2 separate regions of the Homo sapiens genome follow, and region 1 is linked to region 2. A link is a contact called in ENCODE Hi-C or POLR2A ChIA-PET data. All regions are on one chromosome and are shown on one strand. The core of a region is the stretch at or near the end of the contact, and the rest is flanking DNA. Distances in the headings are between cores, read along the strand shown. Region 1 overlaps LTBP1 (latent transforming growth factor beta binding protein 1). Region 2 holds the start of YPEL5 (yippee like 5).

Region 1 (6,702 bases), core at 1,662-4,161, 3.1 Mb before region 2:
TGAAGAGGCTTCGATGTGCAGCCAGAAACTCCATCTGAGAGATCTCTGTGGCCATACTCAGGGCTCTCACCCAAGAGACCACTGAACACCATAGGGTCTCACCTGGATGTAGGAAATGCCTACAGGAAAAGAAGGTAGAGGAAAGATCTTCTCTCTCCCACACCAAAAGGCCACACTGAAGAGAATCACATGGAATAGGATGAGATCAGCATTCAGAAAATCCTTGTCTATGACTGTTAGGTTCTGCTTTCTGGTGAGATGTAATCACACAGATATAGGCTCACGCTAACTATATTTTTACGCACAGATTGAGGTGATGTTTTACAAGTTAAAAACACAAATGGAATTCCTCCTTTGTGAATTATTCACTACATTAACATGGAAAGCCTTATCATTTCAGGATGTGTCTTACGAATAAGTAATCCTGGAGAAATGTGCTAAATTTACAACCCAATATTTAGCTAAATCAAATCCAAAACAAAAATCCTATTGGGTCAAACAAGCTACAGTGCCTCAAAAAGCTCACACAACCTTGGGCTGCAGATTAAGGGACACTACAACCCTACACAGCTGTCCCAGGATTCAGCCCATGCATGACCTAGATGAAGCAGTGCAAGCAGAGAAATGAAAGTTCTGGCAACCAGGTCCTGTAAGGATCAACTGAGGAAAGGCGGAACGGTGAGACTACGTGCAGACATGATGGCAGTGTTCAGATACCCTGAGCAAGAGGAAGCCTGTTGCACGATGAAGGTCCAGGTTGAGGATCTCTGATCTAAAACGCTTGGGACTAGAAGTATTTTAGATGTTAGTTATTTTCAGATTTTAGAATATTTGAAAATACCAGTTGAGCATCCCAAATCCAAAAGTACAAAATCTAAATTGTTCCAACGAGCATTTCCTTGGAGTGTTATGTTGGTACTCAAAACATTTTGGATTCTGGAGCATTTTGGATTTCAGATTGTTGGATTTGGGATGCTTAACTTGTATTGGCAGGACTAAAGGCTACAAATCATAGAAAGAGTGGATTCAACCTCATTAAGCAGAAGATCTTTTCAACAGTTAATGCTCCTTAACAGTGGAAGATGCTGACTTCACTAGGAGCTGACCATGGAAACCCATCTCTCAGGGATGCCCAGGATATGAAGCAGATGACCTTTACGATTTCTGCAAGGTCTAAGGTTCTGTGGTCACTACATACTGATAGGTTACATTATCCCATCTAGGAAATACAAGTTACTACACACCACAGCAAAACTCAAGTGTTTCTGCTGCTCTCACATCTATAATAGGACTGCGTCTAGGCAGACGGCCTCCTAACCACCTCCTTTTGTCTTATCTCCTCCTCCCTCATTTCCACATCTCTAGAGTTGCTCATGCTGCCTGGGCCTCTAACTACAGCACTTATACAAATAAGGCAAAAGGAAGAAAAACAAACAAAGCTACTCCCAGCCTTGATTCAGCAGTGCACTGGTCATGATTCCTGGAACACTGAGTGCATGAAAATAACTTTTCAACCCTTCCTATGTGCACATCTGTATGAACACTGTGATGCAGAAGGTAAGGCTGTTCAAGAATCATTACAATTATTCCACAAATATCCATGTTACTACATTTACAACACAAAATTATTATAAGCAATAGTGAAAAAAACCTTTAATTTTGAAGCTAGTCATCAAAAATTACAGATTGCAGGGTAATGTATGTATCTAAATCTTGGCCTGACTGGGAACACATATCTTCAGACTTTAATCTCATTTTTGAGGTAATACTGTAGCACTTCCCTGATATTCAAAGTTGGGCTGTGATCATAGACACTTTTACATCTGCCTATCAATGTGAGAGGAAAGATAGTTCAAAACTTATCTGGTAACCAAGGATTACAATTTTTGTCAATTAAAAACTCCCCACTGGAGTTGCTTCAGAGGCTGAATGATGATTTGAAGAGATTGTGATAGATGGTGGAATATGGTTTCATAAGGTTTTATAAGATTTAATTTTCACGTATTAAAATCGCTGGTACCTATAGTGCCTACAACGTACCCTCATTCCAAGAGTGTTTGCTGCACTGTGCAGAGTCCTGGGGAAGGAGGATCCAGCAGTGGTGGTAAGAAAAGAGTGCTGGACTGGAGTCATTAGACTTGGATTGAAATCCCAGAAACTTCTTACTAGCAGTGAGAAGTTCAGCAAATCATCCAACCTCTCTGAGCCAGTAATCCCAACCCCAAAGGATTGTGAGATTAAATGATGCTTGTCCAATCCCAGATACTGGGACTCCATCAACCCCTGTGTGGGGATTAGAAAAGGGCAGCTGTAGGATGTGACCTGCATCAGGACATGGAGTTGGATGAGCAGAGCATGGGCTGGACTCCAGGCCCCAATCATCCTCCTCAACTGGTGCCTGGTGTGGGTAAAACCTATAACCAGCATTAAAGTACTAGCCATTTGATAAACTCTCAGGACACATTTATTAAAAGTCTTCAGATATTTAACTATTAAAAGGGCCACTCCATAAAGATAGCCACATGTCAGGAACCTACTACTTAATCTTACTATTTAAAACACTAAAAAATGATAAACTGAAATACTCTTATTAATTGTCTTCATTACATGTATATAACTCATTTTATTATGCTATGAAGGACTATTATATAATAAAGTATAAAATATTTTAAGTTTCAGTAGAGAACATCTTTTAGAGCCAAAGGAGAGAACCCAAAACGTTAAAGTGATACAGGTTTCAAAAAATACTTGTAGAGACTGCACTGAGGGAAAACATGAAATAAAACAGAAGTCTGATTCATTGTAACTCTTGCAAGAGTAAGTAGGACTGTGTTTAGGCAAGAACTGAAACAAGGAAGTGACTCAATGGCTCTACTGGGGAGAGAGATTCCAAAGAGATGGAACAGCTCTAGCTAAGCATAACACCAACCACCAGCTGGGAGAAAAGCCAGTGGCAACGGAGGAGGGTAAAGACAGGGGAAGGCAGGTCAATACGAAGGAACAAAGAGTGGGTGTGCAGAGTCAGAGAAGATGTGGAGCTAAACCATGGAGGGTTTTCCAAATTTGAGATTAGATGTACAGTTGGATATAAAAATCAACCAGGAAACAGGGGAAAAGAAGCATCATAGTTCCTTTTCTCAAAGCAAAAAAGTTTATATTGCTTCCAATTAAATAATTAGCATCTTTGAAACAATGGTAAGTACAGAAAGACTGATGAGGATGAAGAGGAGGAAAAGGAGAAAGAGATAATGTTTTTATAAAGGTAAAGTGTTCTATATCTAGTACTTCCCCTGAAATGTAAAAAAGAATTACCAGGACAAAGTATATCATTCACAGGGAGGAAAAGGAAGAAACTATACTGGAGATAAACATAATCAGGAATAACAAGAGGACAAAAATTTGAAATTAGATGATTGGAGGCCCATTGACTGTACTTTTTCTCAAACAAACAGCAGAAAGGAGTTAAGTTCAGCACGAATAATATCTTATCTCAACAAATGCTGTCCAGCCACAGCAAAAAGACTTCTGAACACAAAGCAAACTCCCAGATATCTACTTGCCTTGCAGCATTAGCACATTATGAACAGGAAACAGACTTTTCTGCACAACCACATTCCCCTTGAACTCAGTGAAAAGCAATGTAAGGATGACCCACAACTGGGTAAATGGCAAGAGGGCAGCTTTTGAAAATAGAAAAACATTCACATCTTCACTTTACCAATTACCACCTCCATGACTATAGGCAAAACTCTCAACGTCTCTCTGCCTATTTTGTCTTCTATAAAATGGCACTAGAGACATCCGTTTTTCATGGAGCTCTTGAGTGGACTGAGACAACACATGTGAGACGGACTGTATGTGAGACAGCCATATGGCCAAGCCCCACTGGGCTTGTATTAGATCTCTTCCCCCAGGCTCCTCCTTTAAAAACCTGGGCTTATTTAACAAAAGAGCAATTAATCTAGTAGTTATTCGATATACAATATCCCAGATTCAGCCTACAGATAAGAGATGTATAAAATAAACACGTAAGTTAGATATAGAAATAAAAGAAAAAGATATTCTTAAGACCTTGCTAAAAATATTCAGGTTTTCTCAAAAGTGCTCTGGCTAGTAAAGAAATACTCAGTGAATTAATGCTGTGGAGGGCATGTCATTGTATAGATTTCATTTTAACTCTGCTTAAGAAGCACAACATGGTATCATGGAATTCCAATAATTCAACTTGTAAATATTGACGTTCAAGCGGCAGATGATTTCACTTTGGGGACATCACGATCGTACTTGTCATGGTGCTATGTTTTGGTGCCAGAGAACCAAGACCATGAAGCAACAGCAATGGAGCTCACTGTGCTCCTTCCCCTCAAGGATCCATGGCCCAATCACAAAACACCACACAGCATGCGACTCTCTAACTAAGTCAGGTCCCAGAGAATATAGCTGTCCTTTCAGGTTTAGATAGCAATGGTTTCTTGTGAATCCTCCATCCCTAGAAGAAATGGCCTAAGAGTCAGGGTGCAATAGTAGAAAGACTGGCCAGGTGCGGTGGCTCACACCTGTAATCCCAGCACTTTGGGAGGCCAAGGCAGGCGGGTCACTTGAGGTCAGGAGTTCGAAACCAGCCTGGCCAACATGGTGAAACCCAGTCTCTACTAAAAACACACACAAAAAAATAGCCAAGCTTGGTGGCGGGCGCCTGTAATCCCAGCTACTTGGGAGGCTGAGGCAGGAGAATTGCTTGAACCTGGGAGGCGGAGCTTGCAGTCAGCCGAGATCGCGCCACTGCACTCCAGCCTGGGAGACAGAGCGAGACTCCATCTCAAAAAAAAAAAAAAAAAAAATAGTAGCAAGACTGGACTAGACACTAAAATCTTCAGTTTTACTCCCCACCTCCCACACAAACTCAACTGCAAACTGATCTACCTCTCTGGATGTTAGTTGCATCAACCCATAAAATTGTAAGGACAGACTACTTGCTAATACTCATTTAAGTGCCCAAGTTCTATGATTTTATGAAAGCTCCAGGGCAGGGCTGAGGGCAGCCAAGGAGCTACGTGGCAGGGCAATCCTATGAAGGTCGGTGTTCCTCAGGTGCCCCCTGCCTGCCAGGTTGATACATTAGATTCCATGCTGCCACAGCCTGCCTGGTGGTATCCTCATACCCTGACCTAGGCCAACCTAATCAAGGATAACCATAATAATGGGCTGCCTTTTCCTCACCCTACGTCATGCCAGCCCTTTCCTGCTAACCTGTACACACAAAGGGCAGCTCTACCTTCCTGAGAAGAGTTACAGCTCTTAAATGGCTCGATTCTAGATTATATTGGGTAGCTATAATGAATGATATAATTATCAATAGGCAAGATCTCAGAAATGATTCAAGATGGTCATGGAAATGCAGATCTTGGGTGTACTGGGCTGTGACCATTATAAAGTCACATTATAATCCATCAACCTACACTGTACAGGTATGTCCCATAAATTATTCCACCCATGCAGGTGCCATCCTCACCTCCATCCACATTCAGAAGCACATTACTCTAACATTCTGGCACAAAGCCTTGGGGTATTCTAGTAAACAAAAGCTACACCATCAATACTATGAATCTGGATGAGGAATGTTAATCCTATTTTTTTTGAAATCTTGAACTTCTTTTCATAAGAATCAGAATGAAGTCCCCTATGGGAAAAGTACTGACTACATGTAACAGGTTGTTGGATCAATCCAAACTTCGTCTTTCCTCTTCTTTGCTCCTCTTAAACTGTCTTTTCACTATGATATAAACACATCTCCACTCTGGAAAAGTGACTCCTGACAATGTTCTGAGCAAAATGGTGTTCTTCTAGCCCCTGAATCAACTATGGCTCCAAATTAAACTAGAAAATCTCATGAACACTCTTTAGTGTCCCAGTACTAGATCATTAAATATGCTTATTTCTATGCATCAAAAAGTAAAAAGTTCTAAATCTCTAACCCCTATCGCTAGTGCAACTAGAGCAACATATTTGATCAACTTGTTCTAAGGGTCGTTGTTATAAAGAGCACTGTACAATGCAGAACTGGCTGGGTAACAGGCATTGTCTCATAAGAAGAGGAAAATGCATAAATACTTCCAGATTTTCTAAGAGAACTTGTAAAAAAATTTGCTTTGGCTTGAGCAGAACATTCTTTATAGGCAAGGTTTTTTTCTTTCTTTTTTTTAAGTCCACTCAGCTTTCTTTTATTAGAGTAATTAAAACAATGTTAGGCATTTGGGGAATCTGATACAACTATAATCCTCTGATATTTCAGGCTATTGATTTTACAAAGTATCTACTGTGACTAGAGCATTTAACTGCTGGAAATGTATCCACATCGATTTCTGACAGTGTATTTGTTTAAAACCTGCTGAAGCCAAACCATGGGCTTCAAGGAATTCCAGACAACTACTTTAGTTTATGAAACGGTATTTTAAAAGTTACACTAAGGCAAAAATGGTTTTTAAAGTCACATATGAAGGGAAAAAAAACCCTCTTAAGCATGAAACTTATGATTCTACTTGACATCTTTTCTAAAGAAAAGATAGAATCTGTGCTGCCTATTTTCTCCACCTCTACAATGATTTGAACATTTCAACAGTCAAGTCTTCTTCCAGGCTGTGATATGTGTGTTTTGCTCTTAAGTTGCAAAAAGAAAATTTAAGTACAGTATTATCATGATTA
Region 2 (6,585 bases), core at 269-2,768:
TGCGATAAACTTTCAGGAAACGAATTCACCAAAGCACTTCACTTCTGGCATGAATATGTACCCTGGGAACACCACAGGCCTTTTGGTTCCTCTTTGGTGGAATGCAGCTGCGACGCTCTATATGTGGCTATGCAAAGTTAGCTAATATCCTACTCCTCCCAGTTTCTTCACCACCAAGTCTACTAATTTTCCAAAAACACAAGGTTAGCCCGAAGTTACTTCAGGTTTTCCATCTGTCAAGACGACGTAGAATAAAAATCCTCAGATTACCAACAGATCTCTGTAAACAGAAAAAGTTTAAAAATAAATGAGCTGTACAGCTTCCCAGACTCTCCCTTGAAAGGGAGATTAGTTGGTATCAGGATTAAACAGATCTTTGTAGTATTTCAATTTCCCACTCCCGCTGATCCGGACACTCATTTGTCCCATCTACCTGCAGAGAAGGTACAGGAAAGGGGTTGCAAGGGCACGCCCACCCTCCCGACTGCAAGCGGAGGGAAGGCCGCAGCCCGAAGCTGGCGGAGCTGGGCCGGCCCGGGCGACCCCCGGGTGGGCTCACCCGGCAGCCGCAGTGGGGCCCGCGAGCGCCCCCGCCGGCCCAGCTGATGGAGGCCACGTGACGCCAGCCGGCCAATCGGGAGGGACCGGGGCGGCAGAGCGCGGCGGCGGCGGTGGCGGCGGGGCCTCCCTCGGCACAACAAACACGAGCAGGAAACAGCTGAGCGGGTGGCCGGGGGGCTCTCTTGGTCCCGACACCCGGCGGGCTGCCCAACCGTCACCCTGCGCTGTCAGTCCCGGGTCCTCTGGGCAGGAGGGCGGGGGAGGCGGACGTTCATGGGGGGGAGGGGGCAAAGGGAGACACCGCCCCAGCCCGGTGGCTGGGCCGCTTGGGCCGGGCGTGGGCCCTGCTCAGGACGGTTCACGCCGTGCGGTCATCGCGGCCCAAACAACTCGGTCAAGTTCCGACTTGGATTCGGGGCGGAGACCGGGCGCGCCCCCGACTATGCGACGGGTGGGGGCGGGGCAGCCGCGGCGCGGCGCGGCGGGTTGGGGGTCGCGGCCAGACCGTCCGCCCAGGGGGCGCCGTGGGCCTCGGCGGCGGGCCTCGGAGGACGCGACGGGGAAACGGGGCGGAGGCGCGGGCGCCGCGCGGAGGGGTTGCGGCTGTTGTCGCACCGGTCGCCCGGCTGCGCGGCGGGGGCGGGCCGACGGCGGCCGCCGCGCCAGGCCTCACAAAGAGCAAACAGCCCCGCGCGTCCGCCCGCGGTCCCAGCGCCGGGGCCCACCCTGAAGGATCTGGGGCGGCCGCTCTGGGACCCCGGGAAGAGCGCGGCGAGGAAGAGGCACTTCCTGCCTGGGCCCCCCACCCTGGGCCGATTCCCGAGTGCCTCGAAGCCGCCCGACCCGAACGGGCGCCTCAGTCCCCACCGGCCCCGAGTCCAGCCCCTCCCGCGGGACTCACCCTGAGCGGCGGTGAGATCCGCGGCTGCCAGCGGCTTGTCGCTCTTCAGCTGGTATGAAGCCCCTCGGCCACCCGAGTCTCCAGGTTTAGTCAGGCCCTGGCCTTGGCCCCGCCTCTCCCTGGTTGGGCCTCAACGTCAGTCACCCGGCGTGGCTCCGCCCCCCCGCAGTCAGCTCTCCCGGTTGGCCCAGAACGCCCTTTATTTCTAGGCCCCGCCCCTGTCCTCGGCCTCCTGCCTTTTTCGCGGGGCCCCGCCCCTTCTCTGGCTCACCCTCCCCCACTCCCGCACCCCTCCGCTTCGCGGCCCACCCCTCTCAGAAGCCGCAGACCCAGGGCAGGCTTGCGACAGCTCGCCCCGCCCCTGACCCAGCACCTCGGACTCGTACAGCCAATCAAAGAGGCTAACTCTGCCCCTTCTCTCGAGGCGGCCAATGTAGTCAGTCTGGGGACCCACCTCCCCCTTTCAGCTGAGCGCACACAACACAGCATCCACGTGAGTCAGCTTCTTAAAGGCGAAGGCTTGGCCTGTCTAATTGCGGCAGCTGCGAGACATCGCACGTCATTAGCGTCACCAGGTAGCGGCTGGAGCCGAGCTTCCTGATACCTAGTGAGCCGCGGTGATGACAAATGAAAACAATAAGCTGTTTCCTAGACAAACAGCTGCCTAGGTAACTAAAGTGCACCGTGTAATTCGTTTCTTGGAGGCCGTTTCCCCGACCACCCCTGGTAGAGGGCTGCCTTTTGCTTTCAAACCCCTAGCCCTCGAGTCTAAGCGCATAGGCACTCCTAAGAAACATCTGTGGATACAGGATTTTTCAACTGCGCTTGACTTTATTTACAACTCATTTGAATGTTTTTTCTGGGTAGTGGAAATGATTCTCAAAAAGATGAAGAAATTCAGTCTTCTATATGGCGAATTTCTGCCTCAGAGAGTGAGATTTGTTCATTGCAAAGAGCAGCTGTTCCCTTAACCCTTATCAATGCTTAAGATGGAAGATGTTGCTTCTCATTCCATTAGAGTTGCCCAGGTACTTACATCTCTGTTAGCTGACTTTCGGGATAAAACCAAAATATTTGATGACGCATACCTCTCAGATTAAAAATGTAGGTTAGCATTTGGGGCTAGTTTGCAACATGTTTAAAGTCATTATTGGTGGAAGAGAAGCTGCTAAGCAAATTCTAGCACTTGACTCCCGCTCATCCCCAAATCCACAAGTATTTTCATTTAGTTCGTCTGAAGTTTACCTGAGCATCAAAGGCAAAAGGACTAGTTATCTTTTAATAAGTGAGTTTTCCAGGAGATAAGTTTTTTTGTTTGTTTGTTTCAGACGGAGTCTTGCTCTGTCGCCCAGGCTCGAGTGCAGTGGCATGATCTTGGCTCACTGCAACCTCCGCCTCCCGGGTTCAAGCAATTCTCCTGCCTCTGCCTCCTGAGTAGCTGGAATTACAGGCGCACACCACCACGCCCGGCTAATTTTTGTATTTTTAGTAGAGACGGGGTTTCACCATATTGGCCAGGTTGGTCTCGAACTCCTGACCTCGTGATCCGCCCGCCTCGGCCTCCTGAAGTGCTGGGATTACAGGCATGAGCCACTGTGCCTGGCCAGAAGTTTTAAACATACAGTATTTTAGTTTATTTTCCTTTCTATTTCTTTATTTTCAATTAACAATATTTAATATAAAAGTTACACGTTTATTGTAGGAAGATCATACTGCCTCATTTGATAAGAGACTTCTGTCTTCTAACAGCTTCATATGTATCCTATTCTTCCCAAATTGAATGTATTATACATAGAAGCATATTGTACTTCCTGTTTTTCAACCTGCTTTTTTTTTTCACTCAACAATGTGCTATAGCCATCCTTTCATGTCAGATGTGTCTTTTATCTACAAATTTACCTTTGTCTCCATAGTTTTCCGTAGTATGACTTCACCATCTTTTTTTTTTGAGGTGGAGTCTTGCTCTGTGCCCCAGGCTGGAGTGCAGTGTTGTGATCTTGGCTCACTGCAACCTCCACCTCCCAGGTTCAAGGAATTCTCCTGCCTCAGCCTCCCCAGTAGCTGGGACTACAGGTGCCCACCACCACGCCCGGCTAATTTTTGTATTTTTAGTAGAGATAGGGTTTCACCATATTGGCCAGGCTGGTCTCAAACTCCTGACCTCAGGTGATCTGCCCACCCTGGCCTCCCAAAGTGCTGGGATTACGGGTGTGAGCCAATGTGTCCAGCTTTCACCATCTTTTCTAAATGTTTCTAAACATTTTTCTACTGATAGACATTCAGATTGTCTTCAGTCTTTTGTATTAAAAATAATGCTGTAATCGACACCTGTGTACATGGATAAAACATTCAAGTATTTCTGAATATAATCATTTGAAAAGAGAGTACAATGCTTAAACCCACAGAAATGAACACTTTAAGTACCAGATAAAACAGTGGGGACAATGTTTATTTATATAACAATATATATAAAATTCTTCCTGTTGTAAGTGCCTTAAAATTATTAACTTTTAATTTTCATAACAACTCTGTGAGGTAAGTACTGTTATCCCCATTTAATAGATGACAAAACTGAGGTACAGTGATTAACTAACTTGTCCAAGGTCACCCAGTAGAGTTATCGACTACAGTATTTGTGAACTTGAAAAATAACAATAAAAATCATATTTTAGAAAGATTAATCTAGATGATGATGATGTGCAGAAGTAAGGAAGGCAGGCAGGAATGGAGCTAAGGTTTGCAGTTTTAACTTTAACAGGAAGGGCTACACAGGACTGACTTTCTACCTGGGTTAAGGACAGAATTTTTAAAGTCAGAGGTTTTATCCTGGGTGACTGATAGTGTGATGGTTTCCCATTGCCAGATATAGTGTGGTTGAGAAGGTTGATTTGGGGTGAAAGAGGCTGAGTCTGAGCTGATGGTGGGACACTCAGAAATAAAGTGTACAATTAAAGGTGATATGAGAAATATGGAAGAGAAATGAAAAAGAAAGGGTGAGAAGTTTGAAGAAAATCTTGCTGGGCTTTTGGTTAGAATTGTGTTATACCAGTAAGGTAATTGGAATAAGTTGATACTTTATTGAAACTTTATAATACTAAGACTTTCCCACCAAGAACATGGTACATTTTTTTCCATTTATCCAAATGTTCATTTATGTCTTTCAGTAAAATTTTATGGTGTAGCTGCCTTCCTGTATGTTTTTTACATAACATTTTAGGATTGTATTTAGGTATTGTATATATTCTGGGAATGCTACGGGCTAAATTGTGTTTCCCCCCACCGAAATTCATGCGTTGAATCCTAATCCCCAGTACCTCAAAATGTGACTGTATTTGGAGGTAGAAACTTTAAAAGGTGATTAAGTTAAAATGAGGTCATTAGGGTGGGCCCTAATCCAATCTGACTGGTGTCTTTATGAGAAGAGGAGATTAGGCCACATGGAGAAACCAGGGATGCCTGCACACAGAGAAAAGACCTTTTGAGGATGTAGTGAGAAGATACCATCTGCAAGGCAAGGAAAAGGGCCTCAGAAGAAACCAAACTCACAAGAAAGCCAACACCTTGATCTTAGACTTCCAGCCTCCAGAATTGTGAGAAAACACATTTCTGTTTAAGCCACCCAATCTGTGGTGTTTTGTGGTGGCAGCCCTAGCAAACTAATACAGGTAGCTACTGTGAATGGGAACTTCCCGTATTATATATTACATCTCTAACCAGTTATTTGTTTTGTAGGAAATATGATGATTTTGTAGTTTATTTTCCTGGATTTTCTGGATGGAAAAATGTTTTTATCTGCAAATGATCACAGTTTTGCTGCCCACTTTCTAGTCATTTTGCCTTTTGTTTTTTTTTCTTTTCTTTTTTTTTTTTTTTTTTGAGACAAGAGTCTCGCTCTGTCACCCAGGCTGGAGTGCAGTGGTGTGATCTCGGCTCACTGCAACCTCCATCTCCTGGGTTCAAGCGATTCTTCTGCCTCAGCCTCCTGAGTAGCTGGGACTACAGGCACATGCCACCATGCCCGGCTAATTTTTGTATTTTTAGTAGAGATGGGGTTTCACCATGTTGGCCAGGATGGTCTCGATCTCCTGACCTCGTGATCCACATGCCTCGGCCTCACAAAGTGCTGGGATTACAGGCATGAGCCACCACTCCTGGCCTTTTATTTCTTTTTAAATCCTTGCTCATATATCTTTGAGTATATCTGTGAATATTTCTATCAGACAAATTCATAAAAGTTATTACTAGTTTGTAATGTTCCTTTTTCTAAAGAATGGGCATGCAGTTTTATTAAATATCTTTTAGTGTCCATTGAGATGACCATTTTTTTCCCTTTATTCTGTTTTTTTATATGTATTACATTAGCCCATCTCCAATATTAAACTAGCTTTGTGTTTCTGGGATAAAAACTCCTTTGACATTTGACGTGTGCTGACACTGACATTCTTTGAGTAAATAAAATAAAAAACAGGAGTATACCAGTGTACACCAACATACCCTGCTGCTTTATTCGGGTTACTGACTATACTTTCTGTCTGAAATTGTCTGCTGTGTCCTCAGTAGATGACTCTATTTAGTAACTACAAACCCTGAGTCAGGCTTTCAGAATGCCCTTCTTTTTATTTATTAGTAGAGATGAGATCTTGCTATGTTGCCAGCGCTGGTCTCGAACTCCTGGGCTCAAGTAATCCTCTCTCCTCAGCCTCCCAAAGTGCTGGGATTACAGGCATGAGCCACTGTTCCTGGCCAGAGTGACCTTCTAATGGTGCTTCCATGGACCTCTCCTTTGCTCCTATTTTCTTTCTCTTGCTTTTGGAGCTGCTCCTTTAGAGGTGAGACCACCCTTCAAGTGGGTGAAATCAGCTGTGAGTCTCTCATTGCTTCTGTGTACTTCCCACAGCCTAGTAAATTTTCTCTTTGCTCCTCAAGCCCTGGAACATTTGGGCCTCCACCCACCTGTCTTACTCTCTGCGGAGAGTCTTGCTTCATATTTAGAGTCAGATTAAGACCAGTGGAAATGAACTGCCTTACATTTTCTCTGTTTCAGCATATCTTCCTCTGTCACCTATTTTCTCCAGGTTTGGATAAAAGGTAGTCTCTCCTGATAATTCTCAACACCTGATGGA

Evidence for each region. Hi-C counts contacts between places; a loop is a spot of excess contacts on that map. ChIA-PET counts read pairs that join two places held with the same protein, here RNA polymerase II (POLR2A). Pooled maps may share reads with other maps.
Region 1: a map with no recorded cell type shows a loop between it and region 2 (9-fold over the local background). The contact joins the enhancer-like site here to the promoter of YPEL5 in region 2. A Hi-C loop is called at or near these places in 2 of 37 single-sample maps with no recorded cell type and 1 of 50 pooled maps. POLR2A ChIA-PET finds 5 or more read pairs at or near these places in 1 of 52 experiments (B cell).

What each region holds. Positions count from the first base shown.
Region 1 is chr2:33,207,005-33,213,706 of GRCh38, reverse strand. All of the region lies in intron 7 of LTBP1 (latent transforming growth factor beta binding protein 1), which reads right to left. Among named protein-coding and RNA genes, the nearest start is that of MIR4430, 210 kb to the left of the region's middle. Within about 2 kb of position 2,911, at least 7 of the 41 ENCODE cell types and tissues checked have a DNase peak (open chromatin) inside an H3K27ac peak, as active enhancers do.
Region 2 is chr2:30,141,940-30,148,524 of GRCh38, reverse strand. YPEL5 (yippee like 5) reads right to left here and starts at 1,518. Exons shown (of 3, transcript NM_016061.3): 1 at 1,463-1,518. RefSeq lists silencers at 405-844, 1,135-1,304, 1,335-1,914.